Regions from separate parts of the Mus musculus genome. Here all the other regions are linked to region 2. A link is a loop called in an ENCODE intact Hi-C map of the cell type or tissue named here. Cell type or tissue: left cerebral cortex. All regions are shown on one strand. Each heading gives the region's core, and the rest is flanking DNA. Links, peaks and the distances in the headings are about the cores only. Region 1 has its middle 68 kb from the start of Gm31870. Region 2 has its middle 170 kb from the start of 4930503O07Rik. Region 3 holds the start of Plxna2 (plexin A2). Region 4 has its middle 190 kb from the start of Gm31870. Region 5 has its middle 63 kb from the start of Mir205hg. Region 6 overlaps Gm31870 (a long non-coding RNA gene). Region 7 overlaps Gm31870 (a long non-coding RNA gene).

The links. A loop is a pair of places that touch in the nucleus more often than their neighbours do. Peaks named below come from ENCODE experiments on the same cell type or tissue, not always from the same donor. Only the 100,000 strongest peaks of a DNase experiment are listed, where the experiment ranks them.
Region 1: it touches region 2 in a loop (8-fold over the local background); 4 of 42 quality-filtered maps call a loop at or near these places.
Region 3: a loop joins it to region 2, with 4 times the contacts of the local background. A loop is called at or near these places in 2 of 42 quality-filtered maps.
Region 4: it touches region 2 in a loop (6-fold over the local background); 2 of 42 quality-filtered maps call a loop at or near these places.
Region 5: it touches region 2 in a loop (4-fold over the local background); 4 of 42 quality-filtered maps call a loop at or near these places.
Region 6: it touches region 2 in a loop (3-fold over the local background); 2 of 42 quality-filtered maps call a loop at or near these places.
Region 7: it touches region 2 in a loop (2.1-fold over the local background); 2 of 42 quality-filtered maps call a loop at or near these places.

Annotation. Positions count from the first base shown.
Region 1 is chr1:193,584,826-193,589,220 of GRCm38, forward strand. No RefSeq gene overlaps it. Among named protein-coding and RNA genes, the nearest start is that of Gm31870, 68 kb to the right of the region's middle. In left cerebral cortex, for the core only: a CTCF peak has its summit at 1,731; DNase peaks (open chromatin) are centred at 2,275, 3,241, 3,443 and 4,021; H3K27ac peaks cover 2,746 bases.
Region 2 is chr1:194,047,226-194,051,620 of GRCm38, forward strand. No RefSeq gene overlaps it. Among named protein-coding and RNA genes, the nearest start is that of 4930503O07Rik, 170 kb to the right of the region's middle. In left cerebral cortex, for the core only: no CTCF peak of the experiment used is centred there; a DNase peak (open chromatin) is centred at 2,736; H3K27ac peaks cover 278 bases.
Region 3 is chr1:194,616,553-194,620,947 of GRCm38, forward strand. Plxna2 (plexin A2) reads left to right here and starts at 3,277. Exons shown (of 32, transcript NM_008882.2): 1 at 3,277-3,845. In left cerebral cortex, for the core only: CTCF peaks have their summits at 2,368 (motif pointing right), 2,584 and 3,272 (motif pointing right); DNase peaks (open chromatin) are centred at 1,126, 2,364, 2,593, 3,287 and 1 more place; H3K4me3 peaks cover 1,757 bases; H3K27ac peaks cover 1,757 bases.
Region 4 is chr1:193,845,561-193,849,955 of GRCm38, forward strand. No RefSeq gene overlaps it. Among named protein-coding and RNA genes, the nearest start is that of Gm31870, 190 kb to the left of the region's middle. In left cerebral cortex, for the core only: no CTCF peak of the experiment used is centred there; DNase peaks (open chromatin) are centred at 1,975 and 2,547.
Region 5 is chr1:193,570,542-193,574,936 of GRCm38, forward strand. No RefSeq gene overlaps it. Among named protein-coding and RNA genes, the nearest start is that of Mir205hg, 63 kb to the left of the region's middle. In left cerebral cortex, for the core only: no CTCF peak of the experiment used is centred there; a DNase peak (open chromatin) is centred at 2,489.
Region 6 is chr1:193,696,794-193,701,188 of GRCm38, forward strand. The region is part of intron 2 of Gm31870 (a long non-coding RNA gene); the gene reads left to right. Among named protein-coding and RNA genes, the nearest start is that of Gm31870, 43 kb to the left of the region's middle. In left cerebral cortex, for the core only: a CTCF peak has its summit at 2,260; DNase peaks (open chromatin) are centred at 2,280 and 3,602.
Region 7 is chr1:193,731,055-193,735,449 of GRCm38, forward strand. The region is part of intron 3 of Gm31870 (a long non-coding RNA gene); the gene reads left to right. Among named protein-coding and RNA genes, the nearest start is that of Gm31870, 78 kb to the left of the region's middle. In left cerebral cortex, for the core only: no CTCF peak of the experiment used is centred there; DNase peaks (open chromatin) are centred at 1,744 and 2,628.

The DNA.
Region 1 (4,395 bases), core at 170-4,169, 460 kb before region 2:
TGTTGCATTTGGGAGTTAGTGCCTTCTGCCCAGGCTGGCTCCTAGAGGTTGATTACGGTGGCTACTGGTCATGTGAGACTTGCAATTCTGGGGTCAATACTGACATGAAAGCCCCTGCTATTGATTATAGAATCAGTATTAGGACCTCTCTCAGATTCCTCTCTAGTCTTTTTCTTTCTATTTTCATGCACACACACACACATTTGCAAGTATACACATACAAACATCTTTCTAATGAAGGAAGACAATGCAGTCTTTTGAAAGGCCAGTGTCTAGACAGAGTTATTGCAGGTAGAGATTGGGACTTATTAATTATAGCAGATTATTTTCTGCCCATTTCCATATTTATGACTTGTCTTGGAAAGCCTTGGGTTTTTCAGAAGCCTTTTTAAGTATCAAGAAGGGACTTTGTACCCGTTTTGTATTGGCCCTTAAAAGGAGGATTCTGCATCTGAAGGGTGAGGGGTAGGCATGGCCCATCCATTTCTAGGCTTCTCAGCATGGAGGCACACTCTTTCCTGGAACTCTGCTCCTCTAAACCCAACCTTGACCTAACAAGAAATGCTCTCCTCCCCATCCCTACTCCCTAATGCTTAAGAGACAGCTCCAGCATGCTAAACCAATCCCCAACCTCATCTCCAGGGGATTCTACTTTCATAGGCAAACTACTAGATTTCTCTGGGGCCCAGATAGATTTCCATGAGTAGACCTCTAGCAATGAGTGAACAGAAGAAATGAGGATACAGATTCCCTATAAAAGACCTGAGACTCTATCCCCAGGGCAGTAGGATGGAAGAACTGAGTGAGGAAAACCAGCTCACACTGGTGGCTAACTGGAGAGCCTCACATACGATTTCAGATCTGAAATATCCTTCAGACTCCTATGAGTAAGCCTGGGTTCTCAGTTGGTGTTGTATGAGAAATGATTAGATTGGAAGGGCCTAATCTCATCAATGAATTAATCTGTTCAGAGTTTCATTGCTAACTTCATAGCTAAATGACTATTAGTGGGGGGCATAGTTGGGTGAAGTGGGTCACAGAGGTGTTGTACCTTTAAAGGGTCTTCCTTGTTTCTAGCCCCTCCTGTCTGCATCTCTTGCCCTTGCTCTCTCGGTCTGAACCACAGTGGATGAGTGGTTTTGTTTCATCCAGTGCCCCTCAGATGATCAACCTCACTTTGTGTCTGGAAACAATGCAGTGAACGGACAGGTCTCGGAAACCACGAGACATACGAATCTTCGGTTGTTTTCCTCTAGCACTTCGTCACAGTGATGGAAACTGGGCTATCACCATGGCAGAAGAATCCAATCACTTAGGGTACATGAGCATTATTGAGAGTTAGGAAAGAAAGAAACAGAAAGGCAGCTTTGTGGAATGTTTACTGGGGGACAGTGAATGAGGCCACTGAGAATGTTACTGTCCTTTGATTAAAATAAGATTCTCTGAAACATGACAGAAGTTGGTTCTTTAACTGTGATGTTGCAGTAGGGATGACGTTCTCAGATGAAATTAAGACACCTATTTCCTCAAACATTAAATTTGACTCCATAGTTGTGATCTGGTGGGAATAGAGGAATTTTTCTTTAGTGTACCAACCGTGGGGCAGGTAGGGGTAGTATTTGTACAGCTGCAGGGGTCAGTCATACATGGAATCTGTCAGACCTGAGAGACCTACTTCTGTCCTACATCTGTGTGGGACCCGGATGATTTCCTGCTGGCCTCTCTGGAACCTGGTCTTCTAGTGTTCAATTTGTGATACTGCAGATATACATGTCTGAGAGAAAGATCTAGCCCTGCATCTTGGCTAGCTTGGCCAAGGATAGCAAACTGTGAGCCAGGAAGTAAGAATTTGACATTCCCCTTTCAAACTAGCCCCTATGAAGAGTGCACATGCTGGGACGAGAGGCTCCCAGAAAAAAATCACAACAAAGTAAATGGAGTGTCTGGATGCAGGTGACTCAGTTGACACAAGCAGAGCCAGGAACTCTGCAGGAAGGTGGTTAACTCTGGTGAGAGCCCATCAACGCCCCGTAAATACTAGGGCCTCTTCCAGGTATCTGCAGTTTTCCGTGGCACACCGGTCTTGGTGGAGCACTGCAGATGCCACCAGAGCTGCTGCAATACTGTGGTCATGTGGGGACAGAGGCACAGACAGCCACTGAGTGAGTTGATGAAGTCTGGGCAACACAAGTTTATTCTATTTCTGGGCTTCCTTTCCACACGGCTCAGGGAAAGCTGTTGTTATTTCACTGAGTGAGATGGGGGAGAAGAAACAAGTTAAGTGTCAGCTGCACAGCGTAGTCTTGAAGAAGGTTGGCAGGAGGCAGCAGCCGTCCCAGCTGTACCACCGACACTCCAGTTCTCCCACTTGGAGTTGGGCTTCAGTGGATAGACTGTTTGCCACGTGTCTGCCTTTCCTGGCTCATGTTTCCCAACAGCCATAGATAACTTGGATGAAGTTATTAGTGGATCTGATTGTCTGCCTTCAACACTGTGTATAAACAGGCATGCTTATCTGTGTGGCTTTCTGGCTACCATTGTAAGGATAGGTAGAGAGAAGGTCTTTATTCGCTAGCCAAATATGGCATCCTGCTGTCCTTTTGGAGCAATGTGGCTTTGTCCTGGATCTTTTGGCATGAATTCTTCACAGGCTTTCAGATGTGTCAATTTTAGCAGGGAATTCTGTGGTAGATTTGGCAGGCAGAGAATAAATCAGAGGTCTATACCCTGACTGTTAAGGAGAATAGGAGGCTAATTACCAAGATTGCAAGCTCATTAACAAAGCCACAAGCCACAGAATCAGAGGTAGAGGGCACACACTCACTGTTAGTGGGACCTTATTGGTGAGAATTGCACTTTGTTTCGAGGACTTGGTAGCATGTTTTAAGGCTGGGTCAGGGTCTGCACAAACACACACACACATAAGCCCCAGTGTCTACCAGGACTTTCAGAACAGCCTCATAGCAGGCTCCCTGGCATTTTGGCATTGCTGTGGTGATATTTGGTACTGGCTTGTGAAATACAAACCTGCCCTACAAAGGCCATGCTCCTGTCAGACCATGTGAGAACCCAACATGTCCCTATTGGGGATGGGTAATTATGGAGGCCAGACTCACAGGACCCAAGGCGAGCTTTCTGTTATCCTGTGCTTTCATGTGCATTTGAAGGAGACACTGAAGTTGCATAGCAACCAACACATTTCTAGATCATGAGGAGCTCTCCAAGGCACCGATGACACAGACTGCCCGATGGCAACTAGGTTGAGACAGGAGGATGCCACTCTCCTGAATGCTTAAGGCAGGTGTTGGACATCTGTGTCTCTGCTGGATTCCATGTCTCCCAGAAGGCTCAATCAGAAGCTAGACTTTAAACCTCACCCCGAGACACAGAGTAATTACAGGGTGGGTGTGCTTTTAAGCTGGAGACAGGGGAATGAGTTTTAAAGAGGGAACGTGAGATTTCTCGATTTAGTTTACTTGAAATACCTGGTAAAGAGTTTCAGATTCTAAAATAGATGGTAGCTGACATTTGCTTAAGTTTAGAGGATGATGTAGCTTTCTTGGTCTCTGAAAAAGAGTAAAATCTACTTTAGACTCCCACCAGCCAACTTCATAGCAACATTTGGGGCTGTGAGGATGAATCTGAGGCAGGGACTGGACATTTGTGGAATGCCGGGAGCCTGGAAATCAAGCTGTGGCATGCTCCTCAGCTGAGACATTAGAATATTGTTAGGGCCCTCCCACCCCAACCCCTGTGGCAGCTCCGGTCTCTGTACAGCTCCTGCTTGCTTGCCTCAGAAACAACACACTCTGAGCCTGCAAGGAAGCTTTACATTCTTCTGAAGAGAATGCTCCCCGCCCCCCATTGTGATGAGTAAATCAAGTAGGGGTTAGGCCATGTGATGTGGAATTTTGATTTTAAATCATTTCTGACATAGTTCTAAGATAAAAGCTCCCGAGAAAGGGACCCTTGCATTGAGACACAACCTCACTGCCTGGCAGCAGCAGCAGAGAAAAATCAGAAAGAAAGCTTTGGAGCCTTTCCAGTCTCTGCCTTGCTGTTTATGTGGTGGCTATCGATTCTCTAGAAGAGGACTCATACTCTGGGCAGCAAGGAGCTATATTTATGTTAACCCGTGCACTTGATACCTCCTCACTGAGAACAATGAGGCCCATCTAACCACGAGAGGACCACACATCTGCATTTAACTGGGCTGGCCACAGAGACAGTCCGGTGTCAGTGCCTGGAGCAGGGGAACTTTGGAAGGGAACCAATTCAGAGTGCAAACTAAGAAACTGAGACTTGGGTTCTCAGGTTGGGGTGCAAATCACAGAGGACAGATTCTCTGCCAGTTGCATGTGGGCTCTCCTAGGGATGATAAGAGATGCTGTTGGC
Region 2 (4,395 bases), core at 297-4,296:
GATTTCAGCAGTAAACTGAAGAAAGTAGGTAGTATATGATAGTGATAGTGTTCTTAGTTATTTTGTGTTGTTGTGATAAAATGCCCAAACCAAAAGCCCTTACACACACACACACACACACACACACACACGTTTAAAACAAGGAGTTACAGAGACAAAGTTTGGAGCTGAGAAGAAATGATGGACCATCTAGAGACTGCCATACCTGGGATCCATCCCATAATCAGCCTCCAAATGCTGACACCATTGCATACACTAGCAAGATTTTGCTGAAAGGACACTGATATAGCTGTCTCTTATGAGGCTATGCCGGGGCCTAGCAAACACAGAAGTGGATGCTCACAGTCAGCTATCGGGTGGATCACAGGGCCCCCAATGGAGGAGATAGAGAAAGTACACAAGGAGCTAAAGGGGTCTTCAACTCTATAGGTGGAACAACAATATGAACTAACCAGTACCCCCCAGAGCTCGTGTCTTTAGCTGCATATGTATCAGAAGATGGCCTAGTTGGCCATCAGTGGAAAGAGAGGCCCATTGGTCTTACAAACTTTATATGCCTCAGTATAGGGGAACGCCAGGGCCAAGAAGTGGGAGTGGGGGGGTATGGGGGACTTTTGGGATAGCATTGGAAATGTAAATGAAGAAAATACCTAATTAAAATTACATATATATATATATATATATATATATATATATATATATATTAAACAAGAATAAAATCTTAAAACCCTATCACAGCAGGATTGAATTGCCTGAAGGCAGACTTTGAGAGGATGATTTGGATAAAGTCACACAGAGACCCCATGAATTTAGAGATGCCAGGAGTAGGAAATAGAATGCTTTCTAGGGAGGCCTAGAGACAACTAGAAAAGCAAGCCCGTGGATGTGGCCTTATGGGCATTAGCCAACAAGGTTGTGGGGACAGGACTTCCTAAGCCTTTGGAGCTCACACTATACTACCCTGTGTCTTACACACCTGACAGGAAGCTATAGGATTTAATTTTTACACTGCTGGATTTTCTGTCTGGTCTTGGCTTCCTCTGCCTCTTTTCCTACTTTCTGAAATGAGGATGTTAATGATAAGTCTTTGTGTCTTTAAAGTGTGTGACATTAAGATAGAATTCCTAGCTGCTTTTGCATTGAGTTTCAAAGGAGACTTTGTGCCTAGATGTTCAGGAAAATATTCTGTAGAATCTAAGAGATGAAGCTAAATTCATTTTCACTGTGAGATAGAATTGTGCTTTGGAGTCCAGAGGAAGAGTACTACACTTCACTTTGGGTCCAGAATGTCTGCCAAAGACAATGCAAGCAAGAATTTTCTCTCATGGGTTAATTCATGAGGAACAGATTATGTACGCTAGAAGGGTTACTGTATAGTCTACGTGTTACTAATTAGTAGTGCAGTCAGTGGTGCAACATTTGAGAGGTGGGAGCTAGTGAAAGGATGTCAAGCCAATGTTGGGAATGGGGCAGTATGGCTTTAAGAGGGATATTTTAAAAAGTCATGTTTTCTATTTTTGTTTTCCTGGATATCTTGAAGTGAGTTCCCTCACCTACATGCCTCTCTGTGAGATGGTGTACTATCTAAGACTCAAAGCAATAGCTCTAAGAGATGATAGATAATCTTTCTCAAACCAAGAGCCAAAGTAAACCTTTCCTAACTTTAAGTTGACCACTTAGGTGTTTTACCACAAGAATCAGAAGTCTTTTCAGCACATCAAGAGATGTAAATGCTGCTTATCTAGAGACTGAGATCTGAGAACTATTGGTGTAGACTCTGGGTGCATCAATGCTGTCACTGACATTCAGATGGTCCCATAAATTCAATAATCTCATAAATACAAAGTCCTTCTAGTCTCCCATTACAGTAAGCTGTGCTGTTACTCTTATGCATTTCTTTCTGGTCTCTCATCTGCTCTATCCTCAGTCTGCTCTTTTCTACCCAACCAATGGGCAGAAAAATATGAGGGGCAAGCTTATCCCATAGGAAGCATGTGTGATCAACAGGGTGGATCTTATTGTCCAGATGGTGCCTAGGAGGAAGCAGAAATGTATTTGGTTGACTTCTGTGACATACCTAAAGGATGTTTGCATTTCATTTTGTCTGTGAAAGTTTAGTTGTGGCCTCAATTTTCTACTTTGCATCAGTGCTGATTGCATCCAAGCCTTGTTTCTATGTTTGTGTTTCCTTTCTAAATAATGGGCACCTTACCATGCCCTGTCTTGTCTTTGCAGAGAACAGGAGCCCTGATGGTGGAGTTGGGGTTTGAGGGAGGATATCAGCAGCAGAAGAAGTGCATACTATTTCGAAGAGCCTCAAATCCCTTCTGTAAGTCTCACCAACATGACTGCTGAACAAGGACAATAATAGATGTGCTAAAATAAACCAGGGGAAGTCCACAAGTCCTCACTTCCACACAGAACTACAGGTAACTAAGAAATGCTGAGAGTGGAAGAAATAATCATGCTTTTTTCTTAATGGGGAAGAATATAAGCACATATAGGGTGTGGAGAGGAGGAAGAAAAAGAAACAGGTTTTCCTGCTTGCTTTACTCATGCTGCTCTTCCTGTGTCTCAGTTCCCCACAGTTAGTGTAAGAACTGGAGAATGAGCATCTGGCTGAGGCTAATTTTTGTTACAATCACGATTCTGACAAGCTCAACGGTGCCCAACTATATATGTAGGCAGAGGTGCTTAAAATAGCCTTGCAACTACCACCAGCTCGAAGAAGCATTATATACAAGAAGAAAAGATAGCATTATGTGCCAAGTAAGGTTCAAAGCAAGACATTCATGTTGAAATCAGTTTCCTTCCCACACCAGAGTTTACTGGGAGAGAGAAAATAGCTGCTGAGTCTATTCTGGCTGCTGCTTATTTATACACACATCCCTGTTCCTTCTGGGATGTCTTCTATATAGAAAGTCTGAGCCACTCTAAGTGTCTCTTCTGCAGAGATTTTACATTACATAGCTATCTTAGGAGTTGGGTACTAGTCATTTTAGAGTAGCAACCAGCTACTAGATGTATAAACACCCCACTTTTCATGACGGTTTTGCATGAATCTTCTCCTTTGGATTATTTATATAAGATGTTTAAAATTGTAGGCACTCCTTGTCCTCAACTTAGTGGTAGAAAAAATGTACCTCAAAGGCACAGAGTGACTCACCCAAGGTCCAGAGAAGCTTGAAACATGAAATGAGTTTAGAATTGATGGAGCTCTGCTCCACACAACACTGAACACAGGTTTGTGCCAGTGAACCTTCAGCCCTAGCATTAAAGGAGGCTGATTATTTTCCCTTCCTACAGTCTACCCTATGAGAATAATTTGTCAAATTATTTCTTATATAACTCTGGTAAAATTTAGATCAAATAGATCTTTTAGATCAAATAGATCTTTTTAATGATAACTTATCAATGTGCCTAGTATTTGCTTCAGTAAAATCCCACTATATATATATATATATATATATATATATATATATATATATATATATATAATCAGATATCTAGCACTGATTGTGTCCAAAGCTATCTTAGAGATATTTATTTATTTGTTTATTTATTTATTTATTTATTTATTTGGGAAATGTTCCTCTCAATGCTTTTTCTCTGCCTTTGTTCTTTCTGAATACCTCATGTATATGTTTATCTTGTCACTCAATGTATTTTAATATTATATCAGCAAGTATCTGCTAAGGCTAGGTTTATCACAGAAATGTGCTATGACTTAAATATTCTTCTCAGTAAGGTTTTTTCTTCTTCCACATGTCTTATAATCACAATCAAGACAACCTACTTTACTCTTTTGAATTCCAAGCTCCAGCTCTTGTTCCAAAATCCCTGCATTATCAAGACATCTAGAAATGTCTGACAGTCGCATCATCATGGAAACTGAGTGAATACTTTGAGAGAAAGTAGTTATCTGTCTTGATGAACCTCAGACAAATGGCAGGAGACTGACAAAAAGCAAAGGCCAAGCATGCCTTTCTAATGTTTCTTTTCTCTAAAAAATACTGCTTTCCACATGTGTTCACTAAGAACTCTTCCTCAAGATGTTTTGTGTCATAACAAAATGGTGGGTGATTTGGGGTACTAGGGTGCCTGCTTTGGCATTTCCTGGGACTTCTCTTTCCAGCTTGGGCTTTGATTTCATTTGCTGTGAGTTTCTGGGTTTCATTCAGAGCAGAGAGCTGGTGTTGTGACTACTCCCCCTCCCCCCCCCCCCACATTTGATCTTACTGCATTAAATTCCAGATGTTTGTTTGTTTTGTTTTGTTTTGTTTTGTTTTGTTTTCACAAGTTTTGCTAAATTAACATCCCTGACCATTTTGGCCCATTTTTGTTTCACGATGATATATCCTAGTAAAGAATTACCTGGTGAGATGGCTGTTTGTG
Region 3 (4,395 bases), core at 136-4,135, 570 kb after region 2:
TCCTGTCTCATGTTCTTGGCCACCAGAGCAGTGCCATGCATGGGTTCTATTGATTATCTTAACTTTTTTTTTTTTTTGAGATTTATTTTATTTATATGAGTACACTGTAGCTGTTTCCATATACACCAGAAGAGGGCATCAGATCCCTTTACAGATGGTTGTGAGCCACCATGTGGTTGCTGGGAATTAAACTCAGGACATTTGGAAGAATAGTCAGTGCTCTTAACCACTGAACCATCTCTCCAGCTCACAATTATCTTAATTCTTAAAGTGTAACTATGTGCTTATCTAATGTTGTGTAACAGTCTTCTCCCAAACAAAAACATTCCATCCTGTAGGACCCTCCTTATGCAGGAAGGTAAATAACTCAAAATAGCTTCAGGAAGTCCCTGAAACTGACTAGATCCACTAGGTGTCTGTCTGCCAGAGTAAGCAATAAAAGCCGAGAGAGCCTGCTTCAGATGGGAGGAAACTGAGCTGCAAAGAGTCAAACCAGCTGAGTGCTGAAGAGGTTTAGGCCAGAGTGATTGGAAAGGACACTTCCAACCTGCTGGGCTGCTGCAGGCTGTGCACTGTGTTCCAGGCTTTCCCAGCTGGCATCTGTGCTGGAGCAGACCTTGGTGATGCAGCTGCTTTGAGTAATTTCTGCCTGTAGGTCACCTCTCTCTCATACTTCTGTCAGCAACCCCAACAAAACTCATTGGTTCACCAAGTTGGACTTTGGTAGTGTCTGTGCTTTGGATTGTCAAGAGATCCCTAGCTGGAGTGAGTAGATGTGTGTTGCATCTACCTATGAAAAGTTTTGTCACACAACAACTAATAAGATTCATATCAACAGCTTTCCATTTTAAGGATACTATCAATTCTTCAAATACCTCCACATCTGGTTTTAACCTACCAGGTTCCTGGAGATTTCAAGTTAGAATCTCATCTTAGAAATGGGAAAGTTGGGGTCACCTAGGAAAGACAAGGGTGCTGCTTCCAGGTACCTCATAGATTAGGCTTCTGAAGTCACATCCTTAACTGGCTCCATTTTCAGATGATGCTCAGTGGCAATGTGGGAGTAGGGTGGCATCATGTCACCCAGCCTGCAGTGTGATCTGTCTGTAGGTGTTCTTTCTCCCACACTCTCCCTCTCTCTTCCTTTATTCATGACAGGCAGGGCAAGTGTGGGGAGAAAAGAACAGGATGGGTATATGTGGAGGAGTCACTTTCATTTAATGTACCCCCCATTCTTCATTTAAGGGTTTATTTCTAGATCACAGGGGTGGGGATGTGTAACTGAAATTATTTAAATTGTATTGTAATCATCTCAAAAATGAGATTAAATTGAGGCACTGAGAAGAGGCAAGAGATAAGACACAACACACACATAGTCATACAGCACTTGATTTAGAATTAAAGGCCCTATATTCAACAGAGAGCTTTATCACTTACCTTGCTCTACTAAGGATGGTCTCAGGGGAAGCTGGCTAGACTGTTGTTCCTCTCATTAAAAACATGGCAAAAGTGTAACAGAATCTGATAGCACCTTCCCTTTATCTTCCTTAACAAATTGTGCCTTCAATCCAGCGTACTCAGAAATAAAGAATAACGATCATTTGTGTAAAGAGGGAAGACACACTCACATGCAGACATAAACAATAATAGAGGAAGAATAAATGTGAGAATCACTGGGCATTTTATCAAAAATAAATGTTACATAAATTCAAAGGACAAGATAGGTGTGCATCACAGAATTCAGATTCTTTGTGGCTCCAAAGGACAAAATTGGCAACAGCTAGTGAAACTTACCGGAAACAAATTTTAGGCAATTAATGAATTGATTAATTTAAGAGTTTTTAAATGAGGTAACCATGTTTTGTTTTTAAGAATAGCTAATTGGACCAGGTATCCAGTGTGGTGGCATATATTTTTGAGTCTAGCACTTGGGAGGCAGAGGCAAGCACATTTTTGTGAGGTCTTAGCCACTATGGTTTGTAGTAAGGAGTTCCAGGACAGCCAGAGATACATAGTGAAGAAAACCAAACCAACCAAACTACCAAACAGCCAACTCTACATCCCAAAATCCCGTGTCTCTAATATAGTTGATGAAAGTGATCTTCTCTTCTCTTCTCTTCTCTTCTCTTCTCTTCTCTTCTCTTCTCTTCTCTTCTCTTCTCTTCTCTTCTCCTCCTCCTCCTCTTTCTTCTTCTTCTTCTTCTTCTTCCTCTCTCTCTCTCTCTCTCTCTCTCTCTCTCTCTCTCTCTCTCTCTCCTACTGAGAATTCAGTCAACTGTTTTTATATGCTTTCAGAAGCATCCCACATCCCTCTTTCTTTTTATACCGGTGAAGAGTATGGCCACAAGAGGGCAGTAGGGGACATTTGTCAGACACTTTGATGTGTTGAGTAAACTCGGTGTGTTCAATCTCCATCGGGGAATTCGAAGACCCTGAGACCTTGCAGGGGTATAGCTTGCACAGGCCCTCGCGGGAAAGCCGTAGCCGCAGTTGCAGATTCACAGACTACGAACCAAGGAATCAAGACCCGTGAGCGCGGAAGCAACCAGGACTGAAAAATCCTCTTTTCTGGGGATATTAAAGTTGTCTTAATCTTCTAGCCATTACCCTCTGCCTCCAGTACGAGGCGGGCTCGCGGGTCTGGATAATGCAAACGCTCCTGGTACTATGGTTTCCACAGCACCCACCCGAGTCAGCCCCTACCTCCTTTTCCAATGGAACAGGAAACCGGAGATGCAAAGCCAGACTCCTCTTTAAAATGTAGAAATAATTATCAACAACTTCAAACCTCTTTTGACAGCTCGTTGGCTTTCTAGAATTTGTAGGGTAGAGAAATTTGCTGTTCCGAAATCCGACACCCCATCTCAAGCCCATCAGTAATATATGTCCCTCCACACTCACCCCTAGCTCACAGGTGAAGAGAAAGGAGGGGAGGCTTTGCTTGGTGACAGGTGACGCCACGCGAGGGGATGGGGTGCTCTCATCACTCTGATCCCCTCCCGAAGCCTAGCCAGCTGGCTTACCAGGCCCCAAGACATGAGTCCCTAGACCCTGGTACAACCTTTCTGGGCCCTTGACTACTGACAGTGTCTGGTGGTCCAAACTGAGCGAGCAGAACGCCTGCAGAGCCGTAGCTCTGCCGGGTTCTTGGGTGGACCAGCTAGGGTATTCGGTCTGCGCGGGCGGGGCGCGTGGGCGGGGAGGGGGTTAACGCGGCCTCTATGATAATGAGCTGAGCGGTAATATAGGAGGCCGGCTGAGGGCGCCGCCACCGGAGCTGAGCTGAGCCGCGCTGCGCGCAGCACTGTCCGCGCAGAGCCGAGTGGGGGCGGCTGGAGCAGCTGCTGGGATCCTTCAGCTGAAGACGAGCGATCAGATCTGGTGGACCCGTGAGCCGTGGAGCCGCGGGGAGCTTATGGGCCCGGTCGCAGACAGAGCTGGCAGCGGTTCCTGGAGGAAATAGGGCCGAGCAAGCCAGGAGCAGAAGGGAAGGAAGCGCGGGATCGCTGATGTCAGAGCAGCCCGGAAAGTCGTGCTGGAGAAAACTGAAGACACCCGGCTTTGAGCCGCCCCGGAGGGACCCTGCGGGACCCCACGCCCCTTCACAACCGGGTCCCTGCGCACAAGCGACTGGGACGAAGACGCGAGGAACCATTCGGGGGCCACCCCAGGAATACAGGCAAGCGGCCGGCGCGGGCCGAGGATTTTAATGATCCTGGGTTACATGTGGAACTGGCTGCCAGTGTGACTCCCGTCAGGCAGGACTGGGCGCACGCTGCCCTGGGCAACCGCCAGTTGAGCGGACGAAGAGGGGACGCAGGGACAGACAGACACTGCCGAGCTGGGTAAGCAGCGCCCTCCGCCCTTTCCCCGAGCGCGCTCCCGCGGCGGTTCCTCCGGCGCAGCCTCCTCAGGTCCCCTTGGGGTCCCGGCCCCGGCCCCGGCTTGGTTGTGGCGGCGAGTATACGCGCGTGATCCGCCACTTTCGCAGCTGCAGTCTCCTGTCCAGGCTTCCGGGCCATAGACTCCAGCGGCTCTGGTGGTTCCGGCGCTCCGTGGCGCGCTTATAGCGCGCACCTGCCGGCTGTCTGCAGCTCTGGGGAGCGCCTGAGCGACGAGGTCGTCCCAGGGTTGGAGCCCAGAGAGGGCCTCCGTGGCACTAGCAAGATAGCCTGGAGCGACTATGGCCGGAGGCCGGTTGGGGGGCGTTCACCAGGCAGTGTAGTCCCGGGTGGCCGCTGGCTGTTCCAGTGGTTCAGTAGACTGGGAATCACCGGGAAGGAGAAGGCATCCTTTGCGTGCGTTCCGGGAATCTGTGAGAACGGTTTGGAAGCACTGTAGTTAAGTGTTCCTGTCCCCATCCCCCATGGCATAGTGCCCAGCTGGGGCCAGCCC
Region 4 (4,395 bases), core at 244-4,243, 200 kb before region 2:
AGACTCACAGTCTAAGCTCTGCTGTGTCCCCAAGTCCTCCCCTCAAACTCACTAACACGTGGCAGATTTTCTTTCCCAGAAGTCCTTTCAGAACAGGGGGAGGAAAATACAATCTCTTCCACAGGAAATATAGTTCAGTGGTTTAACAAGAGACCTGTATTAGAAAAAGGAAATACAAGGCAGACTCTACAAACAACTTCAATGTATTTTGCAAAATAGTCATCTGAGCACAACTGAATAAATTTAGCCTGAGACTAATAGTACCTTAATCAAAGTTCCATAAAGAGCCTTTTCTCTCCTTCCCTCCACCCTATGCCTCTCTGTACAAGGTCTTAACATGTTGGCCAGGCAGGCCTCCTTGGCAGCACCATCAACATAGGGTAGAGACCACTGCCTTTACTTCTGGTCCTCTGCTCTGACCAAGGATGTTAACCTATTGACTGGACATGAATATTTGAACATCTGTCAACATGTTCAAGTCCCACCCTACTTATATTTCACACAGTTTAACTCTGAGGGGGCAGTGAGGTCCTTGGTGTTTTACCAAACATCCTGTCCATGGCCAGGTGCCCTTCTTGGTGCTCAAGTCATCCTATCTTTACAGAGGTGGCTCTTTAAGGAGGGTTGCCCACAGTGGTCCTGAGACTTACCCTTCTCCTGAGTTTCCTCTCCACACTTTGAGGAGGGCAGTACCATTCCCTGTCATGTCTGGTTTCAAAATACAACTAAGGGCAGCTGAAGCTCCCTCATTGATTTTCTACCCATTAGCTTCCTCTTTCTATAGGCTGATGTAGTTTAGTTTGTAAGCTTTAATTTTTGCCTTTAATGGTTTAGTTTCCAGAAGCACAGGTATCAACATTGTTAGGGATGGTTCCAATCTCTGAGTTAATGTGCTGATCAAGTGTCCTGAAGATTTGGTGGTCCACCTTTTCCAGTCAGGAAATCGGGATATGTGGTCTGACAAGGTGAGGGAAGATCTGAAATTGGGACTGACCTAGAAAATCCAGGACACGCAGCTGTCATACATAATGCTCCTGTGTCCTAGATAGCACTGCTGTGCCTGCATCATGTCTGCCTCTGGACAGCTTTATTTGATGTCCGCGATAGCTTGTTTCTTTCTGTTTTGGGTCATCCATTTGTTAAATCTCCATTTCCTCTCAGAGGGATGAAGTCAGTGTTCATTTGACTTGAAGCATGGGATGACTGACAAGCTGCTTCTTACTCAGCTCTGCCTACTTCTAGAGGTCAAACTGGCTGCACAGGAAGGTGGCTTCTCTAGAGACACTGGTCCTCAAGGGCAGCCAAGCCACACAAAAGCTAGGAATGTGGAAGACTGATACCTGTGCATAAGATCACCCTCGAAACAGCCATCAAGAGATACAGGAAGGAAAGGAACCTGTACACAGTCCTCTGGAGAAAGGCATGGAAAGAGGAGAGTTAAGATGGGGTGTATTTACTTTCCCAGGAAGCACTGAGATCAGGAAGGGTTGGTCCTAGATTAGAGAAAGCTACAGGGCTTGTGTTCTTGCTTGGCTTTGGGAAAAATCTGTGCATGAATACTTCGCTTAGGACCCAAGTAGCCAGGGAAGACAGACTCCAGAAGAGGAACCCTTTTTCTAGTCTAGAGCTCAGGTTCCCTAGTTTTGGTGGCTTAAGAGGCATCAGAAAAGAACATCTTCAAGGGACAGAGCTAGGTTCATATATTAAGTGTCCAGGTATCAGGAGAGCACCTGCCAGGGATGATTGTAGTTAAGTGAATCATAAGGTATGCCCCTACTGACTCTGACAGAACTGCTTACCTTGCAAAACAGGAATAGACTGTGGCGGGGGCATGGTGGAAGGTGGTTGTCTTTGATCCAGGAAGAGACCTCACCAGGAGGTGGTTCTGCTCACAAGTTTGCTCTTGGACTTCCAAGCCTCCCAAACTCTGAGAAACTCAATTCCTGTGTTTTAAGGCACCAGCTGGTGGTATTGTGTTATAACAGATACTACAGACTAAGATGGAGCCTGCCACAGATATTATTGCTTTTAGAGAAGATGCTGAGAACTTCCAAGATGAGTGAACAACAAAGGGGCAGCACTCTGTAGCTAGAGAGGGTGTTTTTATTCTGCCCTGCCACTCACCTGTTCTGTAAGATTGGGCAAGTTACCTCTTTCTGTGCTTTGCCTTGCCTGAAAAAAAAATGGATGCAATAGCTTCAGGATTAAAATACAAAGAGTACAGAGCAGTGGCTAACATGTAGAAAGCTCCAGTAAGTGTTTGCTGTTAGTGGTTAATTTTAGTGCTACTATAAGGTAAATGAGAATACAATAGTTTTAATGGAATTATTTTTCAGCTAATTGCAGATCTTGCTGAAGCTCCTGCAAACAACCTGCCTAAGTCTTTATAGAGGGTGTCAAGAACCCGTAGTCAATCAGTCAATTCATGCATCTTTGCAAATTTAGACATAAATATTAATGTGACCTCATTCATACCCACAGGCGGACAAGGCTGTGAATAACAGTGTAGCCTATAATTACAGTTTCATAACACACCGTGGAACAGAAACTGCCAGCCTCCCACCAAATCCCCAGCCTTCCCATTTTGTGTAGGCGACTGTGGCGCCAGGAGAAAGTACAAGATGTGCCCCCTTGCAGCCTGGGCCTCTGATGAGAGCCTATGGGGCTCTCTCATGTGCATCTTTTCTAGGCACCAAAGGCATCTGTGAAGACCAGCACAGTGTCTTCAACACAGCAGAGTTTGCCTAAGCTGAGGATAGTTAGTACTGCTCATTTGTCAGGCAAGAAGCACATTTTTGTGTATCTTAGGCAGGCTGTAGGGCCATTTGTTACAGCAGTTAGCTAGTGTGTTTCAAACATTGTGAGAGTCTTTTAAGCATACAGTATCTCTTACACATTTCCTCAAAAGGGTTATTTACTCACAGCTACATTATGGAGCTGTTGCTATAAATAAGCAAGACTCATGTTGGTTTGATCTGAAAATTGTGGAGGTGGGTTGAGTGGGAGTGGGTTTTTGTGTTCGGGTATACATGTGCTTTACGATATCAGAGGACAACCTTGGGTGTTCTTCCTCAGATTCTGCCCATCATATTTTAAGATAACAACCCTCATTGTATTAGAGATTGTCGAGTAGGGTAGGTTGTCTGGTCAGCTAGCCCTGACACCCTAGTGCTGGAGTTACCATCACCTAGCTTTTTATGTAGGGTCTGAGGATTAAACGTGGGTCCTCCTGATTATGCAAGTACTTTACTGACAGGATAGTCTTAGCCCCAGAAAGCATGTTATGTTTATCTCTGCCATCTCACATCTGCTCAACAGGAGTAATCTTTTGATTTCCACAATGCAGACTCAACGTGGCTACTGCAAATATGTGTAGAAAGCACCCCCTCTTCCCAACATCACTAGCAGCCTAGAGTTGACTTTTAACTCCTCTATTGAGGTCATGTGCCAGTAAGTCTTCCTGCCTTGGGGAAAGATGGCACTGTGACTGCTTTGTATTTTACCTGACCTTTGTAGGTTAAGGTTGTGTGTACTAGGAGTAAAGGTAGGAGTTGGAGACTAGGAAGGACATTCTGCCTTACAGGCACTATTGGCCTGAGAGGTATTCATGTACTTAGGTTTTCTACAGGTACTGTTGGCCTTGGTGACATTCTTTCACATCCGAGCCTTTCTTTCTTGCACTCTTACACACTCTTTTGAGAGTTGCCATTATTGATAATTCTCAACTTGAACTCTCATTTGCATATACATGCCTCTATCCCTATTCCTAAAATTCTACCTCCTGCCCCAGTTCTCTCTGTTAAGGTCTTACCAGTATCTTTCCAGGGGAACTATCTTTAAAAGTGTCTTGACCTTTTCTTTCTAGAGCCCTTTGCCCTGTCAAGCTTTGTGCCAACAAAACAGACGCACTTCTTTCTTTTACCACAAAGCAGCTAATCAGTTCACCTGTTATTCTCTAGAGTTCCTGAATGAGGGTAAGCTATAGACCCACTGAGTCCTGCAGCTCCATCTAACCACAGGGCCACGTATCAGACCACTGAATCTTTCCTAGTTCATCTCTTGAAGTTAGATTGATAGTCAAACTGGAAGCCTCACCATAGATCTCTCTTCCTCAGTTAGTCTGAGCTTTACATGTTTTTAATAAGGGAGGGGAGGAACTCCCAAAAACTCAAGACTTTGTTTCTCATTGTTTCCTCTATAGTTTATATTTTGGTTAGATACCTAAAGCTGGGATCTAATATAAGTTTAACTCATATGAAGCCTTCACATCTTGGCATGTAGTCATAAATTATGGTAGCATGATACAAATGAAGACAAGTGTTCTGGGGTTCAGAAAATTAGAAATTATAATTTATTTACCTAATAAACATTAAGCCCATCAAATAACAACTTCAA
Region 5 (4,395 bases), core at 254-4,253, 480 kb before region 2:
TCTCCAGGAACGCTCATCTATAAAATGGGAATGATAAATAAACAAAACTACACCTCGGGAGAGGACACAGAATTCTCTCAGCCTGATACCCAGCACTACATCATTTACAGCTGTCTATGTGAGACTCATGTTAGACCTTGTAGAATGATGCTGACTGGAGAAATGAAGGAAATCTCGGAGATCATAGCACACAAGATGTGGTCATGCTTCTGTTCCCATTCTCTTAAATTGTAGACTTCACTTAGGATTCATTGTTGGTCTTTACTATTGCTCTTCAGATATTTAACCTATCCACATAATATGACAGTCTAATTAGGTGGCTAAACTCTAAAGTTTTACCTTGGTCACCGACAGTCCTTCTAAGACCATAACCTTCTTCTAATCCCCTCAGCACAGATGCTTCCACAGCCTGAGTGCTCCAGTTTACAGCAAATGTTCCCCAAAGGTTTCTGTATACTTGGGCAATGGCACCAAATCCAGGTCTCAAGGACTGAGTCTCTCTGATGCTTCTTTCTCAACTCCAGTCGACATACAGTTTGTGTCCATTTTATTGTCTCCAGAATTGAAGGTGTTTTTCTTTTCTTTTCTTTTCTTTTTTTTTTTTTTCTTTTCTTTTCTTTTCTTTTTTTTTAATTTTTATTTAAACAGGGGAAACTGTATTACCTTTCTAACTGATCAGGAAACACCCTTGACATTGTGCTGTGCACAGTCTTCACACTGAACTTTCAGAGATAATTCTAATAATATCAGCTCATGCTCAGAGAGCTGTAAAAATGAAAAAAGAGGAAGAACCTATCTCATGCATTGTTGAGCTTTTTTTCTGGACACAGGGTGCTTTCCTGTCATTTGCTCTCAGCTCTCAGTGCTCCCTCTTCCACACTGGTCCTCCCCATAACTTCACCCATTGGACCTTTACTTCTTCAGGTAGCTTACTGCTTGTTTGTCTACCATTCCCCCCCCCCCCCCCCGGTCACCTCTGGTAGACAGGGTCTCTTTTCTTTCTGGGATGCTGGAAGACTTTGTATATATCCTACCTTTGATGGTCATGATATTGCCCTATGTTGAGGTTTGACCAATTACCACACACATCATGTCATTCATCTTCATCAGTTTGAAAAGTGATATACCCTTATGTGCTTATGCATCCTACGTGAGCTTACATGGTTTCTATTTTTCAGATGGGGAAAACTGAGGCTTATAACTGGTATGTCAGTTGGCAAAGGTACAGAAGAATTAGGCAGACAAATCAGTGTGAATTCAAGTCCGTCTTGTATGAAAGCTACCACAGAATGGTAGTAGGTTAGAGTTGAGAAAGAAGGAGCACTTGAAAGATAAGGAAGGCTTTGAGGAAAGCTTTGCAAGAAAGGAGAACACAAGTTGGGCTGTGACAGCCAGATCCTTGAGCAGGTGCAGAGGAGGGCAAAGTGGGCAGGAGGACAGAGGAAAGTGTGGCAGAGGAGCCACAGTCATTGCTGGAGTCAGTGGACTGAAAGGCAGGCTTCCTTCCTCTCCTGCTTTGAGCTGCACCCTTTGCAAGGGACCTCCTTACCCCTCTGTCCTTCTCAAATTGCAGACCAGAGAGGAGGAGGCTTCCCCACTCCAGGAAAAGCCCCGGGACTCACATTTTCTGCCACCTTCAATTCTAGTCTTTAGGTGTTCTGTCTGGTAAACAGAGTCTCCCCCTGAGCAGCCTGGCTGTCCCACACTTTCCCAGACTCATCATGCAGTCCTTTCTGAAGAAGTCCACAGCGATGCCTTAAGGCAAGGTCGGTGTGGACCAGCACCTCCCTAGGAAGTGGGCTGAGTGCCAGGTGCCTTTGTCATGCCTACTCTTCCTTCTACTCTCCTGACCCTCGCTCCCAGATCCACTACTGCAGAACCTGTAGGCTAAGACCTCCCTGGGACTGGGCTCTATCACCTAAAATCTCAGCTCCAAAGCACAGGGGCAACTTAATTAAAAATTTTTACCAGGACAACAGGAGGTGATTCCTGGCATCTCAGCAGAACAGGAAGAAGCAGAGACCTTGTTCTGAAGGCTACTCCATGTACTTAAAAACCCAGTGAATTAAGGTCTGACTCACAACTCCGATTATCGATGGCTGCCAAGGCTCTGGTCACAGCCACACAAAGTTGTTGCTATTAAAGCCTGCTATCAACCCCATGTGGGATGATCCTTCTGTCTGAGTAAATGTCACTAAGAAATAACAGCCAAGATGGATTCATAACCCTAATCAGAAAACTAGGCGTGGTAGTGAAGGCCTGTAATCCCAGTACTTGGAAGCCGAAGCAAGAGGATTACTGTAAATCTGAGACCAGTCTTAAGAAATATCAGGCAAATATACAAATGTGGACGAGACAAAGTATCAGTAGAGTATTGGTGTTGTGTTAGAAAGAGGCTATGGAGTCATCAGCTATAACAGGATAACAGGGTAGATCAACAGCATAGTCTTTAAATGCCAAGGTGCCAAACTGTATGTGTGGGTGAGGAGGAACAGCAGCTTCTATTGCAAAGCCAGGAGAGTGCAGCAGAGGATACTTAGCAGGTTTTCTATTTAAAGAGGAAACCGAGAACTTGTATGATTTAATTTTTTTTTTTAGTGTTTCCCAATTTTTCTGTAATAAGCAGGAACAAAAAATGATATAGAATAGATTGCTATCCTTTCTCCAAAATGTCAGTATCCCACTTCCTCATCCTGAGAATGTTTGAGGCCACATGACTTAAGGACTTCACATATGTGGTCAAATTAGGGATTTCTAGGTAGTGTGGTTATCCTGGTCTTTGCATGGAAGAAGTGCAGAGTCCTAGAGACTTGAAGAGGCTACACTGCTAATGGAAGAAGATGCAGCCTAGGAAGGTCTTTCTTGGAGTCTCAGGAAGCAACACAGGCCTGCCTTATTCTCAGCCTGTTGAAACTCATGGCCTTGGAACTGTGACACTACATTTTTGATAGTTTTGTTGTTTGTTGTTGTTGTTAGCAATCCCGACAAACTGAATCAGCATACTTTCAGACTGAAAAGCAGTGTCCATGAGCCTGGTGTGGTGCTGTTCCTTTTACAAGCATTCTCTGGAAAGCAGAGGCAGAAAAACAGAGTTTGGCTAACTACTCAGTGAGGCCCTATCTTAAAAATCAAACAAGCAATAATTTTAACAAAGCCTATTGCCCTTAATGGGGTTATTGGGTAGAAGGCAGAAAAGAGATGGGGAAGGGTCTAGTTCAGGGACAAGCCTCCTCAGACCACAATTAAGTTGTAGAATGTTCTGGGCCACTTGTAGACTGATCGAGGCTCTGTAAGAAGAATTAAACTGCTTGAACTTTGCTCCCAGAATGCTTTTAGCTGTTAGAACAGTCTCTTTTTAACCCTGGAAAGCCAGGAATCTGTATTTACTTGGCTCACCTCTCTGTCCCTGCCACTCAGCAGCTAGCTAGCCCATAGCTACTACATGCTTTGAATGGGCAAAGGCATGACTAGGATTCTAGAAGCTTCTGGGAACATCTTTTTCTCAGCTGTGGGCACTCAAGGCTGATATCTTTGTTGCCTTCTGTATGTAGAGCTTAAGGAAAGCTGGCCCTCTTCACTGAAGCCCAGTTCTTCAGTGTCAGCATTTGGACACATACCAATATGTAGAGCTACCACAAACCCTGCTCTGAAGTGGTAGTGGGGTCCTTGGTGTGCTGGGGGTACCTGTTTCAGTCTCAGCAGGATCCCAGTTCCACATGCTCTGATAATGCCCTTGGCTAGTTTACAGAGAAGATATTTAGGGCCTCAGGGCATGACTGAGCAAGAAAGGGTTGTCCTATTGTCCCAGTGTTTTTTGAATTCAACTCTCCTTAGATAATTGTTTTACCAAGTGAGGAGTCGTGGGAGGCTTTGTGGGGGAGAACATAGGCTGGCTTTGTTTGCATTTTCTCATATATTGTATTGGCAGGTCCCTGTGGAATCTCTCAAGGTGGCCACATTGCTTATATTTTTGCTAGGACCAAACACCACACAGAAACAACCTAGTGGGGCAGGAGATTTCTTTTGGCTCAGGGTTTCAGAAGTTTCAGCTCATCTGTGGTCATTTGTCTGTGTGCTCCTGGGCCCTTTTGTGAGGCTGAACATCAAGGCAGAGGAGTGTGTGGAAGAGGAGATTGGATATGTCATCACAAGCAGGAATCAGACTGAGGAAGGGACCAACTACAATGTTTAGAAGGCACACCTCCATTGACTTACTTCCTCCAGTGAATCCCTACTTTCTAAAGTTGCCAGAGCCTCCCCAGATAGCATCAGCAGTTGGGATTTAAGCATTCGACACACAAGCCTGTGGAATCCAGTTAAACCATAATCGCTTTGGGAGATACCAGTGCTGACCTGTGGCAGAGAGGTGGGGTCCTTACTCAAGTATGGCCTTAC
Region 6 (4,395 bases), core at 257-4,256, 350 kb before region 2:
AAACTTGAAACTTGCCCAATGCCACATTTTCTGTCCACTCAGGCTTGGACCTTCTAGATCTTCTTCTCTATCTACTCCTCTCCAACTCTATCACAATGCACTAACCAACCGTTGGGAGCTTAGGAGCTGATCTTGGACTTAGAGTACTGGAGAGCTGAAGAGAGACAAAATGGGGGAGGTCTGTGGGAAACGAAAGGCTCAGGACAGAAGCCTGATAGCCTTCTCCCCTGGGCTCAGTTGCAGCGGGTTTCTGTCTATCTCACCCAGGGACTGTACCTAATAGAGGCTTCTCTGTGGAACATTTAGTGAGCTTTCTCCTAGCTCCTTCCTCAAGTCCTTAGTGAGCAGAGCAGAGCATTGCCAGGGAAGGATGGGCAGTAGCCCCAGCTTCCTTCCTTCCTTGGGGATCCACCTCTGAGGCCCCAGGTCCTGCTCTGACTCCGGTTCCTAGCAGGCAACTTGGCAATGAGGAGACAAGCACTATATAAATGCTAAATAGACGAGATGCTGTGCCTGTCTCCAGGATAAATAGACCGTCAGTTCCTGCTGTCAGAACTGTACCTTTTATGAACACAGATGTGTCTCCCAAGAGGATGATACTGGTCCTATACTGTCTCTAGTCTTTTTACAATTTCTCTCAATCTTGATAACAGAATGTTTATCTGCTTTTATTTTAATTTCTTTTTGATATTATTGATTTTTTTTTTCCAGAAGGACTTTACGGTTTGTTATTTTTGTTTCCTGAATTTGTATTCAGAAGATGGGATCCTGGGATTTCCTCTGGTTACCTTTCCAAAAATGAAAATGATAACAGCCATCTTTTGCATCTCAGTTTTACATGAATTTGTCTCATAAAGATCTGTCAGCACTGGCCTCAAGTGATCAGGACTCCTGTCTCTATTCCACCACCTGCTCTCTGTGTGACCTTTGGTTTATGACTTGGCCTCTCTGTTCACATTCACTTCTCCCTGTTCTTTCACTTCATCTGTTAGGTATCATCTAGGCAGATCTGTTCTTCCTACTAAGGGGTGAGTAGGATAATTTATATGAAAATTGAGGAAGCGATTGCCTTTTAGATGAGAAGCCTGAGGCATTGAGATGCTGCTCAGTTTCTTGTACTATGGGTTATCAACCACAGAGGCTCTGTCTAAGCAAGACTTCTGACAGCTAGTGATAGTGATCCATCCTATGCATAGATACAATATGATGCTGAGACTCTATCAGGGCAGGCAGATGTGAAAAGGATGTTGTTACAAGATACATTAACAGAGTCTGTTGATACTGGTCATGGTGGTTAAGAACCCGCCCTGTCTGAATCCATCTGGCCCTTTCTTGATAATCCCCAAGCCCACCATTGTCACCCTGGCAGACATTGCGTTGTTTCTCAATGGCCACTCAGTGCAAGGATGCCCCCTCCCTATCACCCCCCCTGTCATGCACAGGTCACATCTATATGCGTGCACATGATCTAGGATCATGAAGATTAGAAAGGACATTTTCCCAAGACAGCCAGGGTTGGTTAGGACATAGTTGGTTTCTAGGAGACTGTCAAAACCAAAAGGAGCAAACACCAAGGCAGGGGCTACCAGAATTCCCTCTGGAAACCCTTTCCTTCACGGTATACTCTGGAGCCTGAATCTCTAGAGGAGCAGCATCAGACTCTCTTGGAAGACCGAGCACTGGGCTCTCTCCTTCCAGAAATTCGCATGTGTTAGGTCTAGTGCTGGAGGAAATTTATATTTTAAACACGTTTTCAATTGATGTGATCTTGCACCCCAGACAACATTTTTGAGAACCAGGAGCATACAAAGAAAGAAAGATGCACCACCTGTGTCTCTGGCTCTCTTATTTCAAATTCACCTGCACTGAATAAGAGACACACTTAAAGGTCTACCCAGGAGTCCTCTGTAGATACATGCAGTGGCCAGGAGTGTCCTCACAGGGCCAGTAGCTCATGATTTGCCTATGGGATGGATGAAGACTGTGGCTCTTTGTTGTGGATGAGCTACACTGGAGACTGAGTAAATAAACCCAGCAGAGGCCCAAGGATGGCCCTCAGTCTTGCAGGCAGACCCTCTCTTCACTCCTGTTGTTTTGTTCTGCTGCCTTCTCATCGTCTTGTACTGACAATAGTCGTAAATAACCGCAGTGCTGTAGAGGAATCATTTTAACAGCAGAGAGTCAAATAAATACATTAGACCTGACAGCTTAACTACGCACAGTCCATTTGGATGTGGTGGCCAGCTGCTCCCAAGGACTGCACTTCCAGGAGCAATCGCAAGAGGTCGCACAGAGCTCACCAGCTGGGCTTCAAACTTAAAGACAGCAGAACCCAGCTAAGGCTGTGTTTTGCTTGTAACTTGTCTGGGAGGTAGAGTTTGCAGGCGATGTGTGCATGTGCATGTGACTGTGTGTGTGTCTGTGTGTCTGTATGTATTTGTGTGTGGTGGTGGTGGTGGTGGTGGTGGTGGTGGTGGTGGTGGTGGTGGTGTGTGTTGAGGCTTGTGCTTCCTTGACCTGTATGGGTCCACAGCAAAACCATAGTCCCAACAACATGCTATCCTTGTGCCATTCTAGCCCCTCACAGGCATCTAGGACCATTCTTTTTCCACATGGGTCTTTAACACTTGTAGCTGACACCCCTGTTTGAGCTGCCATTGCCGGTTCTAGGCCTGCTATCGAATTCCTGGGGTGTTTGTTTTTCCCTTTCTGTATTTAGCACTTAAGGTGCTCTGGTATATGCCACATATTCATGTTGTCCATCCTTTCTGGAGGGCAATGTGCTTTGGGGCCCAAGTTTCCTCAGAGCCAAGCACAGCCCTGGATTTCATCCAAGGCACTGAGTGAGCTCTAGGGTCCCATTTCTAGGCGCTATAGTTCTGGAACCATCATGGGTCAGACACTAATTCACCAACCAGTGTAAAGTAACTGAGTGGGAGGAGCAGGGTGTTGTAATATGGCTATTCTCCCACAGCCCCTCACAGCCCTAATGGAAGGCAGGCAGGTCTGTGGATAGCAGTTCTACTGTGGATTCTATTTTCAACCTAAAGAAATAAGGGCAGCTGGAGGCTCAGGCCAGCCCAAGCCCTCTATCTAGCACAGTGGGACTAGAGCAGGGAGGATGTGTGATCTGCTGCTGCTGTGCCCAGGGCTGAGAGTTCAGAAGCAGTCAGCTCACTGTCCCTGAGCTCTGATGCCAATATGGGTTTGCTCTCTTCTTACTTATCTTCCTGGATTCTGAGTATCAAACTCCTATTCACATAAACTTGGTTTCAGACTCTTTAGAACCACCAGAGTAGTTGCTACAAAGCTGTCTTTTCTTCAGAGCTTGATTAAAGGGGATGCATTTTAGGAACAGTTAGTAGCTGTCTTTGGATCTGTGATCACAAGAATACTTCATGTTCTCTAAAGGGAGTTTAGACTATAGCGGGTCAGACACCAGAAAACACTTTCTGACATTGAAGTTATTAGATGCTCTGATGAATACCATGCAGACGCTTGCCTTTCTCTAAGGACCACATGGCATTACAACATGTTCTTGTGTCCTCAGAGCTGTAAACATCTCCCTACCATCATGAATTGGGGCCAGGGAGGAGGAGCCATGCACAGGACTGCCTACTCTCTACCATATGGTGCCTGATGGGTGCTGGCCATTTATGTGCAGGCTGCAGGGAAGTAGCCATGTTAAAAACATCCCTCTAACAAATCTGATCCGAGAAGATTCCAGTATTGTCCAACCCCATGGCCTCAGTAGAATGTTCCAGAGTGGACACAGCATGAAACCTCTGTTCATCCAAGAATTCCCAGCAGGCATTTTGTCTCTGAAATTGGGTTCCTGCATAGTCATATTGTTTTGACAACCATGTTTCTCAGATTATAGATGAGAAAACCAGAGGAGAAAGTCTTTAACATACATGCTGGGGTATGATGGGGAAATAAGGAAGAGGGAGAGGGGAGGGAGGGAGGGACAGAGAGAGGGAAAGAAGATGAAAACTGCGTCTAAAGTGGAAGAGTCAGTGCCGTGGCTCCCGAGTCACTGACACTGGACAGGTCCTGGCTTCTGGCTGTTTTCACCCTTGCTGTAACTCTCACCTTCAGTTTCCCGAGAGGCTTTCCTGCTTTTAGAATTAGTGCCCTGAAGCCCTTACCCCTTCAGCCCAAGGTCCCACAGGTCACAATGACATGAGATCCAGAGGCAAGGCTGGTTAAGATAGGAAACAGTGAACAGCAGGACACCCCTGCCTAGCCTCCCCAGCCCCCCCTTCCACTATGCATCACAACTGGTCAGCACCATCAGCAGCTCAGTTTCTGATGCACACTGCATCTGAACATGTTCTGTCTGCCCTGTATTCTGCAAAGCTACTTTGCCTTCTTCAGACTCGTGTGAGATCTCCA
Region 7 (4,395 bases), core at 149-4,148, 320 kb before region 2:
GGGCAAGGGTCCTGACTTTCTCATTTGACTTATGTGTACTGAGCAGCCTGCAGTGAAAGAGTGAAAGAGATTTCAGTAGCTTTTACCTAGATAAGGAATCGTGAAGATGATAATGTGTTTAAGTGGTTTTTCTTTCCTCTTCTTCAGTAGATTCAAGCTGACAGTGAGTGATATCTTAAGCATGGCTCCTTTGTACTCCTCCCGTCCTTCTCTGTCTTATTTGGCTTCCTGTTCTAACAAAGCGGCACCCCGTGTGCCATAAGCATTGCAGCAGGCATTCTAGGGTTCAGGAGACTTAAGACCAGGTTGATTGTTTTAGACTCCTCATCTGCCTCTCTCTCTCTCTCTCTCTCTCTCTCTCTCTCTCTCTCTCTCTCTCTCTCTCTCTCCTGGAATCTTCCTGTGGCAGAAGGAGGGTGTATGCTATGGTGGCTCTTCCCTGAGGAATGATAATCCTATTCAAGAGGCCCATTCTTGTGACCTAATCTCCACTGCCATTATATTAGGGGTCATTTCAATATCAGGATCTGGAAGAGACACAGACCTTGAAGCTACAGCAATAGTCCCATTCAGATTATTTGAGACAGTTTGGAGACCACCCTTTACTGCCAGTGGGAAGTGGCAATTCCTGGATCTATTAAAATTTCAAGGCACTAACTTATGCTTTAAACATTTATTTTAAAACTTCTACCAGTTGGCTCTGAGTACTGATGCTTTCCAGTCATTGTGTCTTATCTATGACTTAGAACATCCTAAGTGCTGGGAGACAACTGGCTTAGACCTCTGACCACGGATGAGCTATGTTCAGTTCACTCATCTGTTTGAGTTTAGGGTCATATGTTTGCACTGAGGCCATGTCCTTCCAGGATGAGAGGACACAGAAAGGGCTGACTGTTTCTCTCCAGCACCTACTGTGAGCACAGGGCTTTCCTCTGGTGCAGGGGGTCTATCTTTGGTCTTGTAAAAGGAACCCAAAGTTTCCCAGCAGGAGTAAGAAGCTGGAGAACATATCCAGCCACAGATGCATTAATTTAATTTCATGGCCTGGCATCAGCTGCTCCTCTGCACTTAAAAGGGACATTTGCACCCATCTGTCATCTCTCCTTTCATTTCAGAATCTCTTTGCTCTTCTTTCTCTCCTTTCACTCCTCCCCCACCACAACTTGATGAAATAATGGGACACATTTAAAACCCAAGCCTGCAATTCAAATTCTGAAGCAATGTGATTTTGTTCCACTCCAAGTCAACCAAAGGGTGTCTTGGGAGTAGAAATCAAGGGGCCAAACAAAAGCCAGCCAGAGAGGGAAGATTTGAATGCAAATGAACCTCTTCAACCTATTTCAAACAACCTGCTGTGAACCGGGCCCATTATCACCTTGTTAGGTTGTCAGCTGGAGTGGCCTGGTGGGGCTGTAATGGGGAGAAAGTGGCTGGGACCCTTTTCCAGCCCCAGTTTAGAGGCATTTATTCCTCCCTATCTACTTCTAGGGCCCATGGGAGAAGAGTAAGAGTCGCTCAAAAGAAAAGGAAGGTGGGAGGAGCAACCGAATTAAACTTCTGAAATTAGGGAAAGAAGAGAGTTCCCAGCACAGCCTTCTGACTAAAGCAGTGCCGACTTTAAATTATGCAGGGTCTGGCAATGGATTTGGGGAGCACACCCATGTGCTTGCATCTCCTGCTTCGGGATATAGTTATTTGAAATTAGTAAAAGCATAAAGCATATGGAGGACTGCATGAGAGAATCTTCACCCTCATGAAACAAACTTGGAAATGACTCTAAAAATGTACTCTTGCTGGGCTGGGTGACAGCTTGGGGGGTAAGGCACTTTCTGCACAGGTGTGAGGATTTTAGTTGGGATCCTCAGAACCCACAGAAAGCCAACATCTGTAACCCTAATCCTCCAGAAGCAAGATGGGAAAAGGAGACAGGAGAACCCACAGAAGCTTCTGGGCCAGCTGGCCTGGGTTACCCAGCAATGCACAGTAAGAGATCCAGCTGCAAAAAAACTGTGAAAGGGGAGTGCAGATACTCAGAGTTGCCCTCTGACCTTTATAAAAAGCCCTGTGACATGCCTATGCCTGAAAACACCTGTGTACACCCACTCACACGCACACATACACAAGCTTAAAAGAAAGGAAGAAAAATAATGTATTGTTTGAGAATTTGGACAAAGAGAAGCTTCTAGAATATGCTTGATTTCTTTCCTCTGTAGTCTTTGTTGAGAGCTGAGTTAGTGATGCTCACCTTAATCCCTAACATGCAGGGTGCAGAGAGGTTGTACTGGCAACAATATTTATTCTTAGATCGTAATGATTTCAGAATCCCTATCCTTAGGCAGTATTTGTTTTTCTATCCTAAACATGAGATAAATATTATGTACTTTTCTGTAAGTACATGGAGGGGCCTTATTGTCTTTAATTAGAGATGTCAGTAAGATGGCATTGGGTAAAGGGCTGTCACACGGTGGGGTGAAAACATTGGCAGGATCGGGCTTAATGAGGTTGGACTAACTTAGGGTCAGTGACCTTACTGACTTAGAGTCTGCATGGATAAACAATACATCGGAAAAAACCCCAGAAAACAACAGGAACCATGTGAGTTAGTTCAGAGGCTGGGAAAGACAGCTCCCAGCTCACCGTGAGGCACCCTGCCAATTCCGAGCCACACTTCTTTGAAAGCATTTCAGAATTATCTTGTCACCATCCCTGCACAGGTTTAAGTTGTTTTGTTCCTGTTAAGATGATAGATTCATAATCTGTTAAGGTTGCTGGAATGTTTCTGAGCTCTAGGTCTGCTAAAATGCCAAGAAGAGAGAAATAATCCAAGGGTATTTGTGCCCTTATTTTGGACTGGAAGTGAGACTGAGATTTACAATAATAATTGATTTATTTTTCTGTTGGGATGAACACGCATGGGATAAATAACCACATTATACTTAATTTTATAACAGTGCAAAGTGAGTGCAAAAGTGTGTAGATATTTAAGTGGGTAATGAAAGTGCTAATCAAGATGGTCTTTGTATTTCTTTCCCAGACAGCTCTTTCACTGTGCTTTTTGTTGGCAGGACCCCCCACTCCCCTACCCAGTGGTAATTCCACACCCTGCTTTTCTTAAGGAATATGGAAATTTCCCAGGGACAGCTGTGTTTCCTGGCTAGCAAAGAAACTTGCAAGGTTAATGAACATTGACAAAGACCGAGGAGAGAAGACATTCTGCACTCATCATGAGGGCTGTAGTCTCCCCTCAGAGGTGATGATGGTGAGGAAGATGCCTGGTGATCCAGGAGCAGATGAGGGTTGTAGCTTTCCCTGCTTCAAATGCTTATTAAAATTCATTTCCATTCAAATAGCCAAACTGCGACTCTCATCATCAAACAAGCATACTCTGTACATATTTAACAGGCAGGAGACCTGTGCGGAGTTCATGTCTTTTTGAAGTGAAGGCTTGTTCTCTAATGAGGGTCCACATTTATGTCTGTATGGAAATTTCTACCCGCTCTCCATCCCCCCTCCACTCACTACTGCCCCAGTTCTGGGATCTTTGATGGGCAGCCTGGATGCTTGTTATAATGATAATTCATATGGAGCAGAATGCAATCTCCTCCTCTAGTCCAGCTCATTATAAAGGTGAAGCCCTCAGGAGGGCAGGCTGAGAATGAACAGTCTTACAATGGTTTTATTGTTTGCTTGGTTGGTTGGTTTTTCCTCTAAGAGAGGCAGAGACAGAGGCAGGATGCAATTGGCTTCCTAGCTTCTCTAGGTTTTGGTGTTGAAATCGGCCTCTAGTCTCAGATCTGGTGACTGTCCTTTGGGATACTGGGGCCCTACTGTTGTCACTAAGGAGCCAGGTAAAAAGTGATTGAGATGTACTTCCATGATCTCTACTTTAGAATTTTTGCAGTGGCATTGAAGACCCATAACAGGAAAGCTGTTGTCTTATTGTCAAAAGAATGGAATCCATCTCTGACAGGAGACCTGACATTCAAAATTAATACAGCTGAGTTAGCCAATCACCTAGCCAAGGAACTAAGGTAAACTAACCTCAGGAGGTGAGTTTCCCTTATGCCACGTTATAGAGATGGGTAGAATAATTTTCCCTTTAGTGAGATGATGTATTTTTGCTTCCAGACTCTCCCCACCTGGTACAGTCCCTGTGTGCCACTGTGAGGGTTTGCTAGGTCTGCTCACCTTTCTGAGTCCTAACCCAGAGAAACATACATTTCCCCTTTTCTTCTCCTTTGTCTTTTATTTTATTTTTTAATGCTGATCTAACTATGGTTTCTCTGGTACTTTGGGATTTATCATTCTCTTTCGAAGTTCCCCTCTTTACCATGTGGCTTTTGATCAAAAATATAACTGACCTCCGTGTCTAACTCAAACAACATGGCTCTTTCT